2 separate regions of the Homo sapiens genome follow, and region 2 is linked to region 1. The links are chromatin contacts, found by Hi-C in ENCODE. All regions are on one chromosome and are shown on one strand. Each heading gives the region's core, a stretch centred on a gene start or an enhancer-like site at or near the end of the contact. The rest is flanking DNA. Distances are from core to core; before and after follow the strand shown. Region 1 overlaps LOC105373188 (a long non-coding RNA gene). Region 2 overlaps OTUD5 (OTU deubiquitinase 5).

Region 1 (4,315 bases), core at 604-3,103:
TTATGAGGACACCAGTCATTAGATTAAAGACCACTTTAATCCATTACAACCTCATCTTAATTTAATTATATCTACACAGATCCTATTTTCAAATAAGGTCACATTCACAAATACTGGGGGCTAGGACTTCAACATATCTTTTTGAGGGAACACAATTCAATTTACAAAGGCAATTAAGTGCTGCCACTGCCACTTGGCCTTTGTCGTCTCAAGAGTCTATCATTGTTATTACATTTAGGGATCCTAGTTTATGGTAGCAGTTCCCATGATAATTTCTGGTCTATAATGAATAGTCAGCACAAAGCTCATCAAGGATGCTGGAGCTCCCCTTACAGATTTATTTCTCATAGCCAGGGTAAAGGGTGTGTTCTGAGAGCCCTCTCAAGGTGAATGAGTAGGTCTTATATGATAAAGACACTCCAACATTCAAATGTTTCTAAGCCTTTAGATATCTTCCTCTACAGTATACCCCAAAAGTTCTGGCATATTTTGATTTCATTTATTGTAGGTCACTTTTGGGTCCATGTTTCAGCCAACCAACCAAGTAAACTGTCAAGCCCCTCAACCTGAAACACTGAATCTAGAATATTTGCTTAGTTGGCCCTGTTATGGACTGCATTGTTGCCTCCTCCCCAAAATGTGTATGTTGAAACCCTAACCCCCAATGTGACTATATTTGGAGATGGGGATAATTAAGTAAAATGAGGTCATAAGGGTGAGGCCTTAATTCCATAGGGCTGATGTCCTTATAAGAAAAGGAAGAGACATCAGCGCTGTCTCTCTCTCTCTCCACGTGAATGCCCAGAGGAAAGACCATGTGAAGGTACAGTAAGAAGGTAGCCATCTGCAAGCTGGAAAGTGCCCTCCACAGAAACTAAGCCTGTTGGCACCTTGATCTTGAACTTCAATCCTCCAAAATTGTAAGAAAATAATTTTTTTGTTATTTAAGCCACCCTGCCCATGGTATTTTGTTATGGCACGCCAAGCTGATGAATACAGGCCCATATCAACTAATTCTGCCCAATCCAACTTCATTTTCCTTTCACTTTGACTCCATATCTTTAAAATTGATTCCTATGCATATCCCCCAGGTTTCTGACTATATAAAGTGATAAAACTGTACAATGCTTTTGGTATGCATAGCAGCTCCTCATGGGTTACACTTTGTACTTTACCCCTCTGAGCCCGCTGGGACTTCAGGTAAGTTATAGGTTTAGAAGCAAAGAGAGGTGGTGGGGGTAGGTCTTAAAGAGGATCAGCAGTGCCTTACCAGTCAACTACCTCAGGAAAGGCAGGCAAAGGAGGGCCAATCTTCTCAAGACAGGAGTAGAAAGGCTGCTTCTACTGGCAAAAAAGGCTCAGCAGAACTCAGGGGTTAGAGTCCCCAGCTTTGTGAGAATCTGCCCATAGGATCCCATTCCAGCTTTATATTCATACAGAGGCTACAAGGCTGAGAAATCACTTTGCATCATTCAGCCACTGGCAGGGCGGAGACTCTGAATTTTGGTTTTCAGGGCCCTGTGGCTATGGAAGGAAGATAAGAATTTCTTTCAGGGCAAACAGAAGCTTTCAGTTTCTTTATGTGGACTTTGAGCTGATAATTCAAATTCCCGAGCCTATCCTTTCCCTACTTTCTCCCACGCAGTTAGGAGCAAACAGCCAACCTCATTGTACTCCTTGGTTTGACTAAAATGTGCTAAGGCATCAAATACATGGTCACCCAGAACCTTGTCTTCTGTAAGTGTTTGATTAGGAGTAACTGTAAGGGATAATTGGAAGGATGGCCGAGAAAGGAATGAGGCCAATAGACCCAAGTTCAGGCAAGCTGATTTATTGTCAGTCCTGCCAGGCCACCTCTTGACAAAAGCAGAGGAGGCAGCCCCACTTACAGGCTATAGCAAGGTTTTATAGGGTGTAGAACTGGGTCAAGGTGAAGGAAAAAGAAAAGAGACGGGGCGGGGGGGGGGTCCTTTGTGCCAGGTGTCTGACCACTTCCTGGAGATGTTTTTCTTGCCAGTTCTGTTGTGCAAGGTAGATGTCTTAACCACATCCTGGAGCAGCTGGCCTCTGGTCAAACAGTTACAGGAGGGTTTGGGGTAGGGTGTTTTGCTTTTGGCCTTTGGGGCTTAGATCTATGGGAGGGGGAAACAGTCCAGTTGGGTGGACCCTAACAGTAACCAGTGGGGATATTTTGTGTATCTCTATTGCCACATCATGCCATTGACTACCAGTGCCCTTCTTACTGCTAGAAGTAGACTCATTAGTGCTTTTAAATTTAATCATATTAGAGAAGACTCAAAACCAAGTCAGAGAATTCATACTTAAGATTCTATCCCCCTGGAACCACTCTTGGTATTAAAATCTGTATCAGTTAGCATTTAATCAGAGAAGCAAAAACTAGTATCTATCTAGATCTCTATATTTATATCAGATATTCTGCAGAGTGGCATTATTGACTTTTGGGCTGGATAATTCTTTGTTGGGGTGTGAGGGTGGGGGACAGTCCTGTGAATTGTGGGTTTATCTATGGCCTCTACTCACTATATGCCAGTAGCACAACTCTCTACCCTCCACCAAGTTGTAACAACCAAAAACGTATGCAGACACTGCCAAATGTTCCCTGAGGGTGAAAATTGCCTCCAGCTGAGAACTACTGGTATCTCTATATTATCTATATTTTTATTTATAGCTATATGTATCTCTTCCTCTATCTGAGAGAGAAATTGGTTATACGGAATTGGCCTTATGCAATTGTAGGAGCTGGCTAAGCAGTCTCTGTATGGCTGTTTTCTCACACATGATGCTGAGGCTTCAAGATCACAGGGATGGCAGTCAGAAAAGGAAAAACACAAGCAGGCTGGAACCAACAAGCTTAAGCTGGAACTCCGTGGAGAAGGACTAAAACCTGTGTTCATTCTTGTTGCCTCTAACCTTGGTAATGAGGGTATCCAGCAGAAGTGGGGCCCTTTGTCACAAAGTGAAACACACACCCCTGGTCTAGGAGTCTGAGAAGCTGAAAGAATATCAGCGGCAGGTAGAGCAGCCACAGAATCAGATGCTGCTTCACACCAGTAGGGTGAATCTACAGATCAGCAACAATATGTGTGAGCCACAAAATGGCCACTGCTTCTCTTTCAGCCTCTAAATGTCTCAAGAATCTTCCCTATGTCTTACCTCAACTCAAAACAAACAAGAGAAAAAATTCTGGGAAATGCAATTCAGCCTAGACAAGGTGACATATGAGAAAGCCATTACAAGATAGTTTGCTCAAAGTAGGATCCAAATTATGTCCATACTCAAATGAAAATATTATCCAAGCTGGGAGAATGTGTGGTTCCAAAGACTGACTACAAAATAAATTATGAGCTTAAATGGATTAAAATCATATTAAATATGTAGAAACTTCAAAACTCCACAAATCCAAAGTATGTCATGTACGGATAGAAATTTTTTCTTCACTGATGAGATAGAAAAAGAATTTGTCTGGCACAATGTATGACCCTTTGTCTATTCAAAAATGATCACAGCTAATGCAAAACATTTAACAGAAAGATAAATTTAATGTTAACAAGCACATTTGATAATTGTCCCAGGAAAGATTATAGGTAACTGGATGGAAGTATTTTTCAAGTAATCTAGGATAGTCAACATTTTAAATGCACCACAGAGACATTTATCTCAGCAATTCAGCAAAGCAGCATCAACTCTTGAGCCAGAATAAAAGCTTTCAGCTTCTCTTTTGAGAAGATTCTGAGCATTTACTTCATTTATAGTAAGGCTCTCTCAAATTTTTCTCTAAGATTTCCCAGAACCTTTCTGAGGCTTCATGCAATTTATATAAGTCACTTAACAAGCACTTGTTGAGCTGTTACCATGTGTCTGGCACTCTTCTAGGTGCTCTCTATAGACAAAGAATAAAATAGACAATCTATTCTCAAGAAACAAGCCTTCAGTGAATCAATAAACAAATATATATACACACATATAGTTGTGACAAGTGTTAGGAGGAAAAATATGACTGGGCAAAAGGATGGAGAGTTATACAGAGGAATGCTCATGCCTTTTTATATCAAGTATTCAGGTCTTTATACTTTATATCAAGTATTTACTTCAAGATACTTTATATCAAGTATTCAAAGTCCACTAAAGATTATCTGTAAGTAGAGATTTGAATCAAATGACGAAGTAAGTGAGTGAGGATTTCTAGAGGGGAAATCCTAGCATTCTAGGAGAGGGAATCATAAATGCAAAGGCCCAGAAGATGGGAGCTGTTAGCATGTTAGAGGTCCAGCAAGGAGTACCTGGAGTAGAAGGA
Region 2 (4,315 bases), core at 489-2,988, 6.0 Mb after region 1:
TTCAGCAGTTAAATTAATATCGAATTAACAATACAGGCTTCATAAAACAGGGTCCTAAAGTATGGACGAGTTATGACACTTCTTTACTTATCTGTAAAATGTAAAATACCACCTTCTCTCCTCAATCCTATGATGGCACTGATAGGTGATATGGTATAACATGTACCTAATCACAGCTTTTGAGGGGGGAAACACACCACACTGATTATAAGGTATACCCTAAGTTTGGAATCATTAACGTGGAAGAAAATATACATCTCCAAACCAAGGAAAACAGCAATAGTACTACCCCAACAAGGGAGAATAGAAGGATTTCTCCAATAATATAAGGCAGGAAAAGCATCTAAGCACAGAGCTAAACACATAGGAAGTACTCAACAAGAATTCATTTTTGGCCAGGTGTGGTGGCTCACGCCTGTAATCCCAGCAATTTGGGAGGCCGACGCAGGTGGATCACCTGAGGTCAGGAGTTCAAGACCAGCCGAGCCAACATGGTGAAACCCTATCTCTACTAAAAATACAAAAAATTAGCCAGGCAGGGTGGTGGATGCCTGTAATCCCAGCTATTTGGGAGGCTGAGGCAGAAAAATCGCTTGAACCCGGGAGGTGGAGGTTGCAATGAGCCAAGATCACACCACTGCACTACAGCCTAGGCAACAAGAGCGAAACTCTGTCTCAAAAAAAAAAAAAAGAATTCGTTTTTCTGACTTTCCTAGCTCCACCTCTGTCCTCCAGAAAGCCCTCCTCTTCCCAGAAGGCTGGCACACAGGGCTGGGGGCCAGGCTTGACTTCCCTGTGGAGGGGTCTGAGGTTGGGGGGATGACCTGCAGAGGTAGGGGAATTCAGAGAACTTGTTTTGATAGAAACTGAAACTCCTCCTCTTGCTGACGCTGCACTTGTGGGCAATCTGCACCTGTTCTCCCCTCCCAGAGGCCAGCTGGAAGGGGGTCCCCCACCATTCTACCTCTGTTCCCATCTCAAACAGGGCTCAGAAATCCTCAGTACAATACTACAATTGGTCCCACACCAAAGACTTTTCACACTCCAACTCATTCTATCCTTACCAAAACACTCTTACTTTACCCAGGAGACACAGAAATGTGGCAAAGCTTGCCTGGGATCACAGATTTAGGGGGAGTGAAGGGGAGGCCAGGCTCTCAAAGGGTAACTGCTGGCCCCAGCTGATATTACCACCTTCACCCCAATCCAGCCACCATCTTAGTCACCTTACTCCCTGGGGCAGGACCTGATCTTGTGTGCCTCAGTTTCCACACCAGCACAAGCAGGAATCAGCTAGAACCCAGGAAAGGCATGGGAGAGGGCAGAGATTATAGATATCAGGGGCTGCATCTCTCCCTAGGGCCACAGAGGCCAATATGAACCTTACCCTCCCCATACACACCCCACTTCTTTCCTTTTTCTGGACACACAGAGACACCAGTATAGAAATGCACATGTGTATACACATACAGCAGAGACTGCCAAAGATGCTCCCTGAGGCCAAATGCTCACCCAACAAATCCCACAACAGAGAACTATCACATTCAATGAGTAGATGCCCTTGCCACTTCAGGAAAGACTGAAGATGTGAGGCTCTATAAACTGAGGGACCCCCTACCCCACCAACCTCCTTCCTGGCCTCTGGCAGGGTAGGTGGAGGGCAGGGGAAATAACCAAGAGCTCTAACAGACTAGCCTCAACCTCTCTCCTCTGTTGCCCGGGGGAAGTCCTTATGTAACTAATGTAATGTAACCAATAATGTACCCAGATTTATGTTAAGAAGCAAGACATGAGAGCCTGGATTATCTTCCTATAGGGTCCTACCATTTGCTTTAGAGACATCTGAGAACTGCCTACTCCCCAGGTAGCTGCCTGCCTCCCAGAAGAGCCACAGCAAGTTCCGCTAAGGGCAAAAAAGGAAGCTAGGTGTCTACAGGGAACCTAAAAACAAACCACACTAACGTGTGTACACACAGCTGCAGAGGGAGACAGGGACCTGGTCTGCTCCCCACTACCCTCCTGGTCCAGTGGGAACCCTGGCCCCACTGAGAACCAATCTCCTGAGGAGATGAGCCAGGACAAAGGTCTCACTTGCCTGTCAAGCAGCTGTGGTGTGACCTGGTCTGTAGCCCCAACTACCCCAACTAGCATACCCTCAGTGGGAGAGACAGAACTCATCCCACTGGATAGTCTGGTTCCTGAGATGTGTGCTCCTCTGCTCAAGGATTCCCACTGCAAGGATGAGAAACCTGAAGGATACACGGGAGAGGCTGAAGGAAGCTGGTGTACAGGAAATGGCCCGTGGGAATCTTCTTTCTGTGGCCTGGTTCAACCTCAAATACCAATGTTCTGACACTGGTTGTATGACCTAGATAGGGTAGGGTCTTGGCTTTCTCTTGAGGCCTCAGTTTCCCCATTTATAAAACAATCAAAATTGATCTCAGATCCATCCCTCCTAGTGCTGATGTTCCAAGACCAAAAGGCCCAGAAGAGTGGGCCTAGCTAATGTTTCTGGGCCTCATCGTGGTAACATGCACAGCCCTTGCCACTCCCCCATGGCCCATGTAGAAACAACCATGTGGCCTTCACTCTGCCCACAGAAGCTAGCACCAGGACCCTGGTCAGGGTTAGAGGTTTCTGCTGAGTCAAAGCCACATGGAGGGAGGGAGCAAGGGAGAGATGCAGAGTCATGTTTCCAGGAGGAGGTTATCTGAGCATAACAGGGACAGGGTGGGCCACAGGATACCTCTGAGGCTCAGGTTCCCACCTCCACTCCACCCAAGCCTTCAATGATGCTCATGAATCCCCAATAAGAGGAGGTGGGAGAGAACTGAGCGCAAGCAATGGATATTGCTTAACTCAGGGGAACCAATGGCAGGCAGGCAGCTACCTGGGGAGTAGGCAATTCTCAGAAGTCTCTAAAGCAAATGGTAGGACCCTATAGGAAGATAATCCAGGGGAACAGAAGGCAGAAAGCCACCTGCCTCAAGACTCCCAACAACAGAGGGCCACGTGCTCCTACTTGGAGGAGGTAAGGTCCAGAGAAGTCAAGGAACACAGCCAAGGTCATCCAGCCAGTTGACAACCAAGCTAAGAAGCTAAGGATCCTAGGATCATAAAAAGAATGTGTCCTGGCCGGATGCGGTGGCTCATGCCTATAATCCCAACACTTTGGGAGGCCAAAGCGGGTGGATCACAAAGTCAGGAGTTTGAGACCAGCCTGACCAACATGGTGAAACCCCATCTCTGCTAAAAACACAAAAATTAACCAGGTGTGGTGGTGCACGCCTGTAATCCTAGCTACTCAGGAGGCTGAGGCAGAAGAATCACTTGAACCCGGGAGGCAGAGGTTGCAGTGAGCCGAGATCACGCCACTGCACATTCCAGCCTGGGCGACAGAGGGAGACTCCATCTCAAAAAAAAAAAAAAAAAAAAAAAAAAAAAAAAAAAAAAGAATGCGTGTCCTTTGGACACCTCTGGGTTCCCAGGCCAGCTCTGGCTAATGGCCCTGAGCATGTCATTTCCCTTTCTATGCTTCAATCTTTTCACCTGTCTCATGGGATAATGATCCAAGTTTTGCAGTGAGCCTGAAGCACCCAGCTGAATGCCTAGCACACAGCAGGGGTCAAGGAAACAGTGCCCTCTATGTTTGCAGCCCCCGCCCAACTCCAACTCTCTGCTCCACGTTCCTTCCACTATTCAACACATGGCAGGAAGTCAGCCTGTAGGGCTTCACACTACAGTCTAAGCTGACTGCCATCTGTCCCCATCCAGGCGAGGCTGGAAACGGGGGCAGCAAAAAGCCCAGGGACAAAGTCCCCTTCCCAGGCACATGTATTATGCACTCTGCACCAAGGAAACCTCCAGATAAGGTCTAGAGACCAAGGGCCATGTACTTCGGGGGAGAGGCCAGAGGACTTCTGAGGTTTTACAGAGAAAAGCCAAAGGCAGCCCAGTCAGGGGAAATGTGTAGCCATAGTGCCGATAAGGAAAGGCCTTCAACCTGCCCTGGTCAGCTCTTCCTGTAAGTAGAGGCCCCTTACTGAAGGCCCCAGTGGGAGGAAGGGTCGGGAGTATTTGGGGAGAACAGCTAGATACATATAGACACACACACACACACAAATACTGCTCTTGATACGAGTTACTACAACAAGCCAGGTCCTCACTAGCTAGCCCCAAGGGTCGGGGGTATTTGGGGAGAACAGCTAGCTAGATACACACACACATACACACACACACACACACACACACACACACACACACAGAGAACAGCTAGCTAGATACACACACACACACACACACACACACACACACA

What was found. Hi-C counts contacts between places; a loop is a spot of excess contacts on that map. Pooled maps may share reads with other maps.
Region 2: a map with no recorded cell type shows a loop between it and region 1 (15-fold over the local background). The contact joins two enhancer-like sites. A Hi-C loop is called at or near these places in 2 of 37 single-sample maps with no recorded cell type and 2 of 50 pooled maps.

Annotation. Positions count from the first base shown.
Region 1 is chrX:42,941,783-42,946,097 of GRCh38, forward strand. It overlaps LOC105373188 (a long non-coding RNA gene), which reads left to right. Exons shown (of 5, transcript XR_949037.3): 5 at 2,758-3,274. Among named protein-coding and RNA genes, the nearest start is that of PPP1R2C, 170 kb to the left of the region's middle. RefSeq lists a silencer at 2,726-2,785. Within about 2 kb of position 1,854, at least 7 of the 41 ENCODE cell types and tissues checked have a DNase peak (open chromatin) inside an H3K27ac peak, as active enhancers do.
Region 2 is chrX:48,938,018-48,942,332 of GRCh38, forward strand. The region is part of intron 2 of OTUD5 (OTU deubiquitinase 5); the gene reads right to left. Among named protein-coding and RNA genes, the nearest start is that of OTUD5, 17 kb to the right of the region's middle. RefSeq lists enhancers at 598-1,097, 1,108-1,157, 2,288-2,547 and cis regulatory regions at 2,112-3,262, 2,437-2,937, 3,352-4,315, 3,691-4,227. Within about 2 kb of position 1,739, at least 6 of the 41 ENCODE cell types and tissues checked have a DNase peak (open chromatin) inside an H3K27ac peak, as active enhancers do.